Linked DNA regions of Homo sapiens: region 1 is linked to region 2. Evidence: chromatin loops called from intact Hi-C (ENCODE). Cell type or tissue: HCT116. All regions are shown on one strand. Each heading gives the region's core, and the rest is flanking DNA. Links, peaks and the distances in the headings are about the cores only. Region 1 holds the start of ZRANB1 (zinc finger RANBP2-type containing 1). Region 2 overlaps CTBP2 (C-terminal binding protein 2).

Evidence for each region. Peaks named below come from ENCODE experiments on the same cell type or tissue, not always from the same donor. Only the 100,000 strongest peaks of a DNase experiment are listed, where the experiment ranks them.
Region 1: it touches region 2 in a loop (6-fold over the local background); 1 of 110 quality-filtered maps calls a loop at or near these places.

Annotation. Positions count from the first base shown.
Region 1 is chr10:124,940,952-124,946,329 of GRCh38, forward strand. ZRANB1 (zinc finger RANBP2-type containing 1) reads left to right here and starts at 1,172. Exons shown (of 9, transcript NM_017580.3): 1 at 1,172-2,356. The coding sequence starts at 1,543. In HCT116, for the core only: no CTCF peak of the experiment used is centred there; a DNase peak (open chromatin) is centred at 2,910.
Region 2 is chr10:125,016,150-125,021,527 of GRCh38, forward strand. The region is part of intron 3 of CTBP2 (C-terminal binding protein 2); the gene reads right to left. Among named protein-coding and RNA genes, the nearest start is that of MIR4296, 14 kb to the right of the region's middle. In HCT116, for the core only: no CTCF peak of the experiment used is centred there; no DNase peak of the experiment used is centred there.

The DNA.
Region 1 (5,378 bases), core at 186-5,185, 75 kb before region 2:
AGCCTGGGCAAAACATAGCAAGACTCCATCTCAAAAAAACAAAAATGAAAACAACAACAACAAAAAAACAAACAAACAAAAGATTTAACCCTCTAGGTTCAGGAAAAATCCCTGAGAAAGAGAGAGCAAAGCTTCTATACTCTGCCTAGGATTTCTTTCTCTTTCCGGGTGAAAAATAGGTGTTGGGATGATACTGAGTTGATAAAAGTATTTAGGAAAAGTGGCCAGTGTCTAAATTCAAGCCATTAAAAAAAAAAAAATTAAATTTGTTATGTAAGTTGCTTCATTTATGAATTAGTTGCCATTAAATTATGAAGTCTTTCTTCATTATAGTGTAGTGTTAGCCCATTGTTGAATCCTAGAAATCTTTTAAGTAGTGTGAATATCTTTTAAATATGAATTGGATTTTTTGGGGGGCAGGGGATGGAGTCTCACTCTGTCACCCAGGCTAGAGTGCAGTGGTGCGATCTTAGCTCACTGCAACCTCTGCCTGCCGGGTTCAAGCAGTTCTCTGCCTCAGCCTCCTGAGTAGCTGGGATTACAGGCACCTACCACCATGCACGGCTAATTTTTGTATTTTTATAGAGACGGGGCTTTACCATCTTGGCCAGGCTGGTCTTGAACTCCTGACCTTGTGATCTACCCGCCTCAGCCTCCCAAAATGCTGGGATTATAGGCTTGAGCTACTGCCCCCGGCCATGAATTAGATTTTGAGTATATTTTAAATATTCAAAATTTAAAATATTTTAATTATGAACATTCACAATTATATTGGAATGATTATGCTACTGGTTATTTCAGTGACCTTCCACAGATTTAATTTTCCCCAGTACAGTCTTCTTTTTTTTACTCCAGATAGAACTAGATTTTGAGGCTACAGATTATCAAGGAACTACCTATTTCATAATGTTACTTTGTTAATTGTAGCCATTACTTCTCAACATGTTTCTTTACTACCTGTGCTAATTAAGAACAGTGGATAATTAGCATTTTAAGTTGCTTTTCTCCCTTAGCGAGAATGATAAAATAGACGTTGCTTGATCTTCTGAATTCATGAATCATAATCTGTGTTCATAATTTGAGAATGGTTATGTGTTTAAGCTATTTTTTAGTTTGTGTTGTTTCCTCTACCTTTGTCTCTTTAAACTATTGGTTACTTTTCTAAATTGATGTGATGGCCTCCCTGAAATTAAACATTTCTATTAGTGGCTTCCCGTTAATCTCATCCTTCTTAGATCAAACCTCGTTATATCTCCTGCCTATCTCTTTTGCATTCCAAAGTTCAGTTTTATTAAATCCCAGGGTCTAAGATTTTTTCTTTGAGAATTTATCTCCAGTGTTTCTATGGAAATTAAAAAAGAAAATTAGGATAATTCAATGTCGAAATGTTGCATGCATCTTTTGAGAAATTTATATTTTGTAGGTTGAAGGACTTGCTTTTTGGGCAGCGTATTTTTGGAGGTGGAATGTAGTTATTTTAATAACCATGTCCTAATTATTTATAGCTTCCTGCCTGACACAGCTCACTTCAAGAAGTGCACAATGTCAGAACGTGGAATTAAGTGGGCTTGTGAATATTGTACGTATGAAAACTGGCCATCTGCAATCAAGTGTACTATGTGTCGTGCCCAAAGACCTAGTGGAACAATTATTACAGAAGATCCATTTAAAAGTGGTTCAAGTGATGTTGGTAGAGATTGGGATCCTTCCAGCACCGAAGGAGGAAGTAGTCCTTTGATATGTCCAGACTCTAGTGCAAGACCAAGGGTGAAATCTTCGTATAGCATGGAAAATGCAAATAAGTGGTCATGCCACATGTGTACATATTTGAACTGGCCAAGAGCAATCAGATGTACCCAGTGCTTATCCCAACGTAGGACCAGGAGTCCTACAGAATCTCCTCAGTCCTCAGGATCTGGCTCAAGACCAGTTGCTTTTTCTGTTGATCCTTGTGAGGAATACAATGATAGAAATAAACTGAACACTAGGACACAGCACTGGACTTGCTCTGTTTGCACATATGAAAACTGGGCCAAGGCTAAAAGATGTGTTGTTTGTGATCATCCCAGACCTAATAACATTGAAGCAATAGAATTGGCAGAGACTGAAGAGGCTTCTTCAATAATAAATGAGCAAGACAGAGCTCGATGGAGGGGAAGTTGCAGTAGTGGTAATAGCCAAAGGAGATCACCTCCTGCTACGAAGCGGGACTCTGAAGTGAAAATGGATTTTCAGAGGATTGAATTGGCTGGTGCTGTGGGAAGCAAGGAGGAACTTGAAGTAGACTTTAAAAAACTAAAGCAAATTAAAAACAGGATGAAAAAGACTGATTGGCTCTTCCTCAATGCTTGTGTGGGTAAGTTTCTGTATTCTGCATTTTTTGCGTGGGATGGGAAAAGGTAGTAAAAATGATATGAAAAGAGCTGGGTGCGCTGACACACGTTTGTGGTCTTAGCCACTTGCTTGAAACCAGGAGTTTGAGGCTGTAGTATGCCATGATCGGTCTGTGAATAGCACTTGCACTCCAGCTTGGGTAACATAGTGAGACTGTGTCTCCACGCACATGCAAAAATGTGAGTGTGTGTGTGTGTGTGTATATATATATGCGCAAAGTCACTAGCATTTGATTCATTCAGCACGATAGCTGTACTTTCAAGTATGCATACATAAAAATTTGTGTATTTGTGATCTTGTCGTAACTTTGTACTAAATTGCCCACAATTAATTGTGTTCATGTCTCTCCATTACTGGGGGCAGTGGAAACGTTTAAGTTAAAGCAAAGTTTTTACACATCAGCAGTAAAATATATACCTGGACTTTAAAACTGCTACTCTGTTTATTGTAACAAGATGTAACTGAGGAACACCAGCTGCTGTTTCCAAGTATTTGTAAACAGTGTGAGCATCTTGTGATGATAGAAGCTTTAGTCAGATGTTAAAAATACCACAAAAATGTGTGACTCCAAGAAGTTGAACAAACATATTGACCTTGAAAATACTGGTGTTAATTTAACATGAATGTCATGTAGTAAATGTTTGCAAACTTTATGGAACTGATTACATGTAGCCAGCTGATTCCATACTTCAAGTTATGGTTCATATGTATTGTGACATTTTCCTCAGGAAATGCTGTTAAAGGACAGAGACATAGGAGAGCAGAGTTTTTCTTCAGTTCTTGACCTTGTGAGTTAATTGTGATGTAATTCACAAAAGCAGTGACTTGAGTCTTCAGTATTTTTTTTTTGAGTAGATTAGATGTTTGATTTTTATTAAATTATTTGGATGGGCTGCTTGCTTTGACATTTGGTCTTATGAGGGAAATTTTGAATGATTACTAAGTTTAAACTTTGTGTGGAACAATAGCTAAGCTTTAACTATACCTTAGCTGTATGTTTTCCCTCAGTACCAATTTCTTTTATTTATCCCTCTGGGTACAGCCCAAGAATATGGAAAGTTTAGGTGTATGAACCTGTGAGTCCTAGGAATTGATTTCCAAGAAATCGTGAGTTTTAAAATTAAATTATATATATCATTCCCCCCCCCCCCCCGCCCCAAGATGGGATCTCACTCTGTCACCCAGGCTAGAGGGCAGTGATGCAATCATGGCTCACTGCAGCCTCAACCTCCTGGGTTCAAGTGACCTGCCATCTCAGCCTCCCCAGTAGCTGGGACTCCCCATTAGCATGTACCACTATGCCCTGCTATTGTTTTAAATTATTATTTGTAAAGATGGGGGTCTACCTATGTTGCCCAGGATGGTCTTGAACTCCTGGGCTCAAGCGATTCTCCCACCTCAGCCTCCTAAAGTGTTGGGATTATAGGCATAATTTGCTGTGCCCAGCTGAAATCCTGAGTTTTCAATTTTAGCTTTGTTCTGGCAAAAAAGAATATCCCAGCAGATGAATCCTTCTGACCTCCAGACTTAGTAGGCACTTAGCAAGTCTTAGTTCTAGTTTCCTCCCATCCTGAGGATGAGGGGATGAAAACATACCGGGCTATCTTCTGTCTGTGTTGTCCCATTTTATTCCTCTGATTTTTCTGCTCCAAATTGAGGGGCAACATACAGTATGATTGTCAGTTAAAAAAATTTAAACAGGAGATACAAAAGGGTTTTGTTATTAGTTTCCTTAGAGATCAAATTGATTTAACATAAAAATTCACCGTTTTGCAAGTGAACAACTCATTTGGCATTTAGTGCATTCACATTGTGTAACCACTACCTCTGTGTTGTTCCAGAACATTTTCATCATCCCAAAAGGAAACTATGTACCCATTAAGCAGTTACTGCCCCCTACCCCTACCCGCTAACCCTTGATAACTGCCAGTCTGCTTTTGGTGTCTGTGGATTTACCTATTCTGGATATTCATATAAATGGAATCTTTACATATCTGTGAGCTTTTATGTTGGGTGTGATTGTCTTTTAATTGCTTGTATGCCTTTGGAACAGTCTTAAAATCATTTTTTTTTTTTTTTTTTTTTTTTTCAGGGAGTAGTGTACTATGAATACTTGGACTACAAGGTGGTGTTATAGTACATGTAGGTTTATAGATGAAAATGAACTAGACTTCATTGTGACGGTTCTTAACCTCACAGTGAAGGTCACTAAACCTCACTAAAGGTCATAGAATCCTTTAGGAATCAGGGCTTCATTTCAACCCCCGGTTGCTTCAAGTCAGTGGATCTCAGGATAAGAACACCTGATTTGAAATATTTTCTTTCCTTGAAACACACAAGTTAGATGAATCAACATGTTTGTCTTTATGACATTATTTCTTCTTGGTCCTGCCTTTTTCTACATATCCTTACTACTTTTGACTAGACGACTAGCCATCCTTGTACCTCTTTGCATTTTATTTATTTTTTTGAGACAGGGTCGCGAGGCTGGAGTGCAGTGCTGCAATCATGGCTCACTGCAGCCTTGACTTCCTAAGCTCAAGCCATCCGCCCACCTCAGCCTCCTGGGTAGCTGGGACTACAGGCGCATACCACCACGCCTGGCAAATTTTTGTATTTTTTTTGGAGAGACGGGGTTTTACCTTGTTACCCAGGCTGGCATCTTATTCCTGTGCTCAAGTGATCCACCCACCTCAGCCTCCCAGAGTGCCAGGATTACAGGGGTAAGCCACTGGGTCCGGCCCATCTCTTTGCATTTTAATCACTGAGTTCAATTTAAAAGTGGAACAAGGCCAGGCACAGTGGCTCAGGTCTGTTAATCCCAGCACTTTGGGAGATTGAGTTGGGCGGGTCACCTGAGGTCGGGAGTTCGAGACCAGCCTGACCAACATGAAGAAACCCCGTCTCTACTAAAAATACAAAATTAGCCGGGCATGGTGGCACATGCCTGTAGTCCCAGCTACCTGGGAGGCTGAGGCAGGAGA
Region 2 (5,378 bases), core at 230-5,229:
GGCCATGAGGCCCCGCCCACCCTTCCCAGTGCCCCAAGGGACTTTTCCTCCAAGGTACAGGAAGTAGCAGCAACCAGGAGGGCAAACGCCCTGGATGTTCCATGAACCTGCAGCGAGCCGAGTGCCACTGCCAAGTTCCAGGGGCCACCACTGAGTCACTGCCCGAGGGGATGGCTGCCCATGAGTGCCGGGACCAGGAGCCCTCTGGATGGCCGCCCTGGCTGCTGGCTTGTCCCTTGGAATCAGATGGACCAATTCCACCAGTGTTCCAGAGAAATGAACAACACGTCCTCCCGCAAAAGGACCCTGAGTAGCCTGTAGCCTGGCAGACCCAGTCTTAATTTTCTCACCTTATTTCCCAGGGTGAATGTCCACAAAAGCAAAATAACACCCTCCTCCTTAGCTATGGCAGCCAAGGCTGAGATGGGAGAGGGAGAAGCCTCATGCTTGCAGCACACTCTCGTTTTTCGAGTGGTCCTAAAACCCAAGAGGAAAGTGATCCGCGAGGACTGCTGTCCGGCAGGCCAAGGGCCAAGAGCGCTGCGCCCAGGCCCAGCTCACAGCCAGGAAGTGAACATTCTCAGCACAACAGCTGGCTGGATGCCGCCTCCACTCTTCTTTCTTCTCTAACTTTTTCTTAAAATCTAGTAACTTCTACAGCATCCCAGGCTCAGAGCCCAGTTTACAGGAAAACACTAGAACCCATCACAAAGGCATATTTATTCCTTCATATAAAAAGCATCTAATAGGCAAATCCCCAGTGGGGAAACGTGTTGGGTTGAGAGGCCAGAGGTCAGCTCTAAGCACTGTGGATGGAAGGGGAATGGACTGGCCTGCGCTGGGCAGTTGGTGCCAACATTCAGTTCCGCAGGCAGAGCTTCCTTCCACCACGAAAAATCCCTTAATGCAATCCCTTAATGAGGCAGGGCCAGAAGAGGAGGTAGGAACCCCGGGGGAAGTCAGCGCCAAAGAACAGCTGACTGTATCCAGCCAAAGTGCAAGAAGAGCTTAACAACTTCAACCAGGATGAGGCCCTGGTGAAATCAGAAGGTGACACGCAGGAGGCTGTCGACGGGTAGCGGAGGAAGGTGCAGGCTGAGGAGCAGGGAGGTAATGCCAGAAAGCAAACTGCAAACCAGCGCTGATGCCGCTTCTTTGGAGAGGCGATAAAGGCAGGAGAAACTCACCTCTGCTTCTGAGCAACGGGTTCATCGGTCCCATCTTACATGCAGTGTGATTCTTCTATGTGATCAGTTTCCCTCTTTCTTTGGTTGCTAGGAAGCTCAGAGCAGAATTCCCACCTATCCTTGTGTACAGGATTGCACGGGATGCTGTGTTCCGGCCCTACCACCCTCCCTCACCTTTTCCTACATTTACTTTTCCATTTATTAAAACTTTACCCTTGTGTGTGTTACAGCTGTTCCCAACAGCCAGCTTAAATCCTCTTATGACCAAAGAACATTTTACATTCCATTTAATCACACAAAAGAATGGCATTTGCTCTTCACTGGGAGAATTAATTCCCTGAACTCTCCCAGGCAGCAGCATGATCCAGGGCAAGGAGTTTGGCCCCGCAGTCGGAGCAGCTCAGATGCAGCATGGTCTTGAGGGCAGCAGCTGGAGCCAGGCAAACACCAGCAGGTGCTCGTGGAGCCAGCTGGGGACCCTGAGCTTGCCATGCACACAGCTCCGGTGTGATGCGGTTCTCAGAGCCGTGGGGGGCAGGTAGGGTGGGCACCATCACCCCAGTGTTACCCATGGGAAGCGAGCCTCAGAGCCCATCATGATGACTGCTGCTCCAGAGCCCGTCATGACTCTTGCTCCAGAGCCCAGCCACTTTGTCCTGTTTCCTCTTGCTGACACAGACCTTGGCTTCCAGCTCGGACTGGTGTCTCCTCCCCAAGTGTATACCATTGTTGATTTTCCCTTGCTGTGCTAATGCACCGTGCCTGAGGATCATCATGGCATGGGCCACCCCCTGCTGTGGGACTCAGGGTAGGGGGTGAACCTCTCTGAGTCTGTCAGAGGAAAAATGTCCAGAGTCTTCCTGGGATTTCAGATGGGGGATCATCCTTGTCAAATGCTCCACAATAGGCCAGGTGCAGTGGCTCACGCCTGTAATCCCAACACTTTGGGAGGCTGAGGCGGGGGGATCACCTGAGGTCAGGAGTTTGAGACCAGCCTGGCCAACATGGAGAAATCCCATCTCTACTAATACAAAAATTAACCAGGTATGGTAGTGGGCACCTGTGGTCTCAGCTTCTTGGGAAGCAGAGGTTGCAGTGAGCCGAGATTGTTCCACTGCACTCCAGCCTGGGTGACAGAGCAAGACTCTGTCTCAAAAAAACAAAAACAAACCAAAAACCAAAAACCAAAAAAAGCACCAGACCAAACCAAACCAACCAACAAACAAACAAACAAACAAACAAACAAACAAACTCCACAATAGTGACAATTACTAATATTTACTGAACTCAGTCAGGGCCCTAGATTCTCTCAAGGCTGGTTTCCCCTACCTCGGCCCTGGCAAAGGGGCAAGAGGCACATTCCATGGGCCACCTGGGGTAGGTGCACCCCACCAGCCCTGCGGAGGCACCGTGTTCATATCTAGCTGGTATTGCAGGACGCGCTCCCCGCCAACGCCACTGGCATCCCACACAACTGCATTGGGGGACCAGGAATCAGGGTTCCTACTCTTGCCCCTTCTGGTGAAGCACACCCAGGGTGCTAACTCAGCCACAGGCTGCCCCATGTCCCATTGACATTTGCAAACCCTCCTGGGATGAATTTCTCCATGGCTCTCAGGAGAACATGTCCCAGGGGGCCGCCCACTCTGTCAGTGGGGACGGGTGTTTCTAGGTTGGATTTTTTGCTCTCCTAACAATTTGGCAAAAGTTGTTTTATTCACATGCTGAAAGCTGCTGTTGGGCTAAATTTAACTACAGTGTACCTTCCTGTTCCTTCAGCAGTTCCTCCCTCCCACTGGAGGGGGCAAGAAAAGTGAACGAAGGCTAGTTTTTTTATCCTTTATGTAAAAAACAACTAGAAAGCCCTTTGTTGAAGCCAGCCTCAGAGTGGGAAACACACACCTGACAACTGCACGTTTAATCACACTCGTTTCTACATCGCTAACGTGGGCTAATTAGTTATGGATTACAAGTACTATTTCTCTTTCATAAACTTACCAAAAAAACCTCTCCCACGTATGAGCAAGGAATCTGTGAAAAAGCTTTAGAATTCTGGCTTCGTATGTTCTTGGGGGTAAATAAATTTGTGCCAAACACCTGAAAAGCTTTCCTGTTAATATATGTTGGCTTTCTCACTTAAAAAAAAAAACCACGTCTTTCTTCCTTAGAATGTTAGTTTCCAAATGCAAGAAGTCTGGCGTGAAGCTCTAATTTTGCTCTACCCAGCCCAGCTCTCCACAGCTCAGCTTCTGCAAAGCACAAAGCAAACACTGGGACAACTGGCTGAATGGGACCCCTACCTCACACCATATGCAGAACTTTACTCAAAGCAGATCAAGACCTCAATGTCAGAGCTAAAACTAACATTCCTGGAGGACAACATAAGAATATATCTTCATGACCCTCGATTAAGCAATGGTTTCTTAGATGTCACACCAACGGCATAAGCAAATACGTAAGACTCCAAATTAAAACTTTCATGCTTCAAGGACACTATCAAGAAATTGAAAAAACAACCACAGAATGGGGGAGAACTATTTCCAAACTGTGTGCCTGACACCAAAAAGCCTGGGCCCCATGACCCAGGAAGACCCTCAACTCAAGCACTGAGGTTGACAGAGCTGAAATGTGACTTGTGGAGCCCCAGGATGGACACTGGACACTCAAGAGCAAAGGCCACATTTGAAAGTAGAGTTAAAGCAAAATAGCGTAGGGGCCCATTGGTTGTTTTTATGGCCAGGTGAACATGGGGCCACTCACCTGGTCTGTGGAATCTGCTCAGGTACTTATGCCCTTGGCTCCGCAAACCTTCCAGGAAAATAGGAACCATACCTTGGCCAAGATCAACAGCTTTTAAAGATTTCAGAGGAGCAACAATCCCTGGAGGGGTTTAGGAGGCCCTGAGCTTGGCCATGCACAGAGTTCCAGGTGTGATGTGGTTCTCACAGCACTGGGTGGGGGTTGGGGGGATGGGATGGGGACAGCACAGCCACACAAAACTATTATCTAGAAACTGAAGCTATGGCCCCATGACCTGCTTCCTGGAAAGCAGAGGGTCCGCTGGCCAAGACCTCCCTACTCCATGTGGAACTGCTTTCTAAACCAGGAAGACAGAACGCCCCTGTAGACATGAGGAGGTCAGTCAACGCGGGCCTTGTGGAGACAGACAGAAGAGGGTCTGGTGACTGGAACGCGGGCAGAGCTGGCCAAGGTCCCAGCAGCAGTCTTGGCTGACATGGCCTCCCATGAAAACACGGGTCAATCCCTTTAAACCAACAGCAAGCGCCGACCTCATTCACCACCTGCTCTGAGTCCTGCACCACGCCCGGCAGAAATCATTTGTCGACCTCTTCCCCCTTGGAGCTCTCCAGATGCGGCGAGGAGCCCAGCCTGTTACGCACAAGGCCTGAGACTCACGACCCCAGCCAGCTGACACCAAGCATCCACGTTACTCTCTGGCCAGACTCCTGGTCAGATCACCCACCCACCAGTGTGGAGGGGGTCTGCGCTGTCGAGGGGGACACACTCTATGCAAGGTGGGCTTACAGAAATTCCCAGATACTCACTTTTGAAAAAAGGCCCACTAAGCTTTAACAAGACAGAGGCCTAGGAGAGCAGTCTTTGCACAAAACTGAGGACCACAGCAGGGCCTTCTTCAGCAGCTTGGCCGCTGTCTAGTTGTCCCGGCATGGCTCACCCCACGTCCTCCATGGACAGAATGAAATCCACACCCACGGGGTCAGAGGAAGTGCTGTGAAGGCGGCAGAGCTGGGGGACAAGTTTGGCCCCTGAGACCCCGAGGGCCTCAGTAGTCCAGTGTGAGAAGAGGCCAAGGGTCAACCACGACAAGAAAAGCGCCATTCCCCGCTGAGGCCAGGCAGCTCCAACCTCAACACACAAGCCCTCTCTTCCTTCTCTGCTCACTGCTCTCCCAGAAGCAGAGGAAACAGGTTCAAGACCTACCCCCTTTGACAGACATGGAAATAGAAGCACAGAGAACTCAACATACTTGCCCAAACACAAAGCAGGTGGCACTCCTTCGGGCCATGCATTCAACTACTTTATGCTCCTGGGCTGAAATCATATTCCTGGGGTCTACGGCACGTCCAGGAGCCTGAAAGGGGACCAAGAAACCCAGTCTAGCCTAGCAGAATGAGCTCCATGAACAAAGGGTGAGGCCAGGTTCAGGCA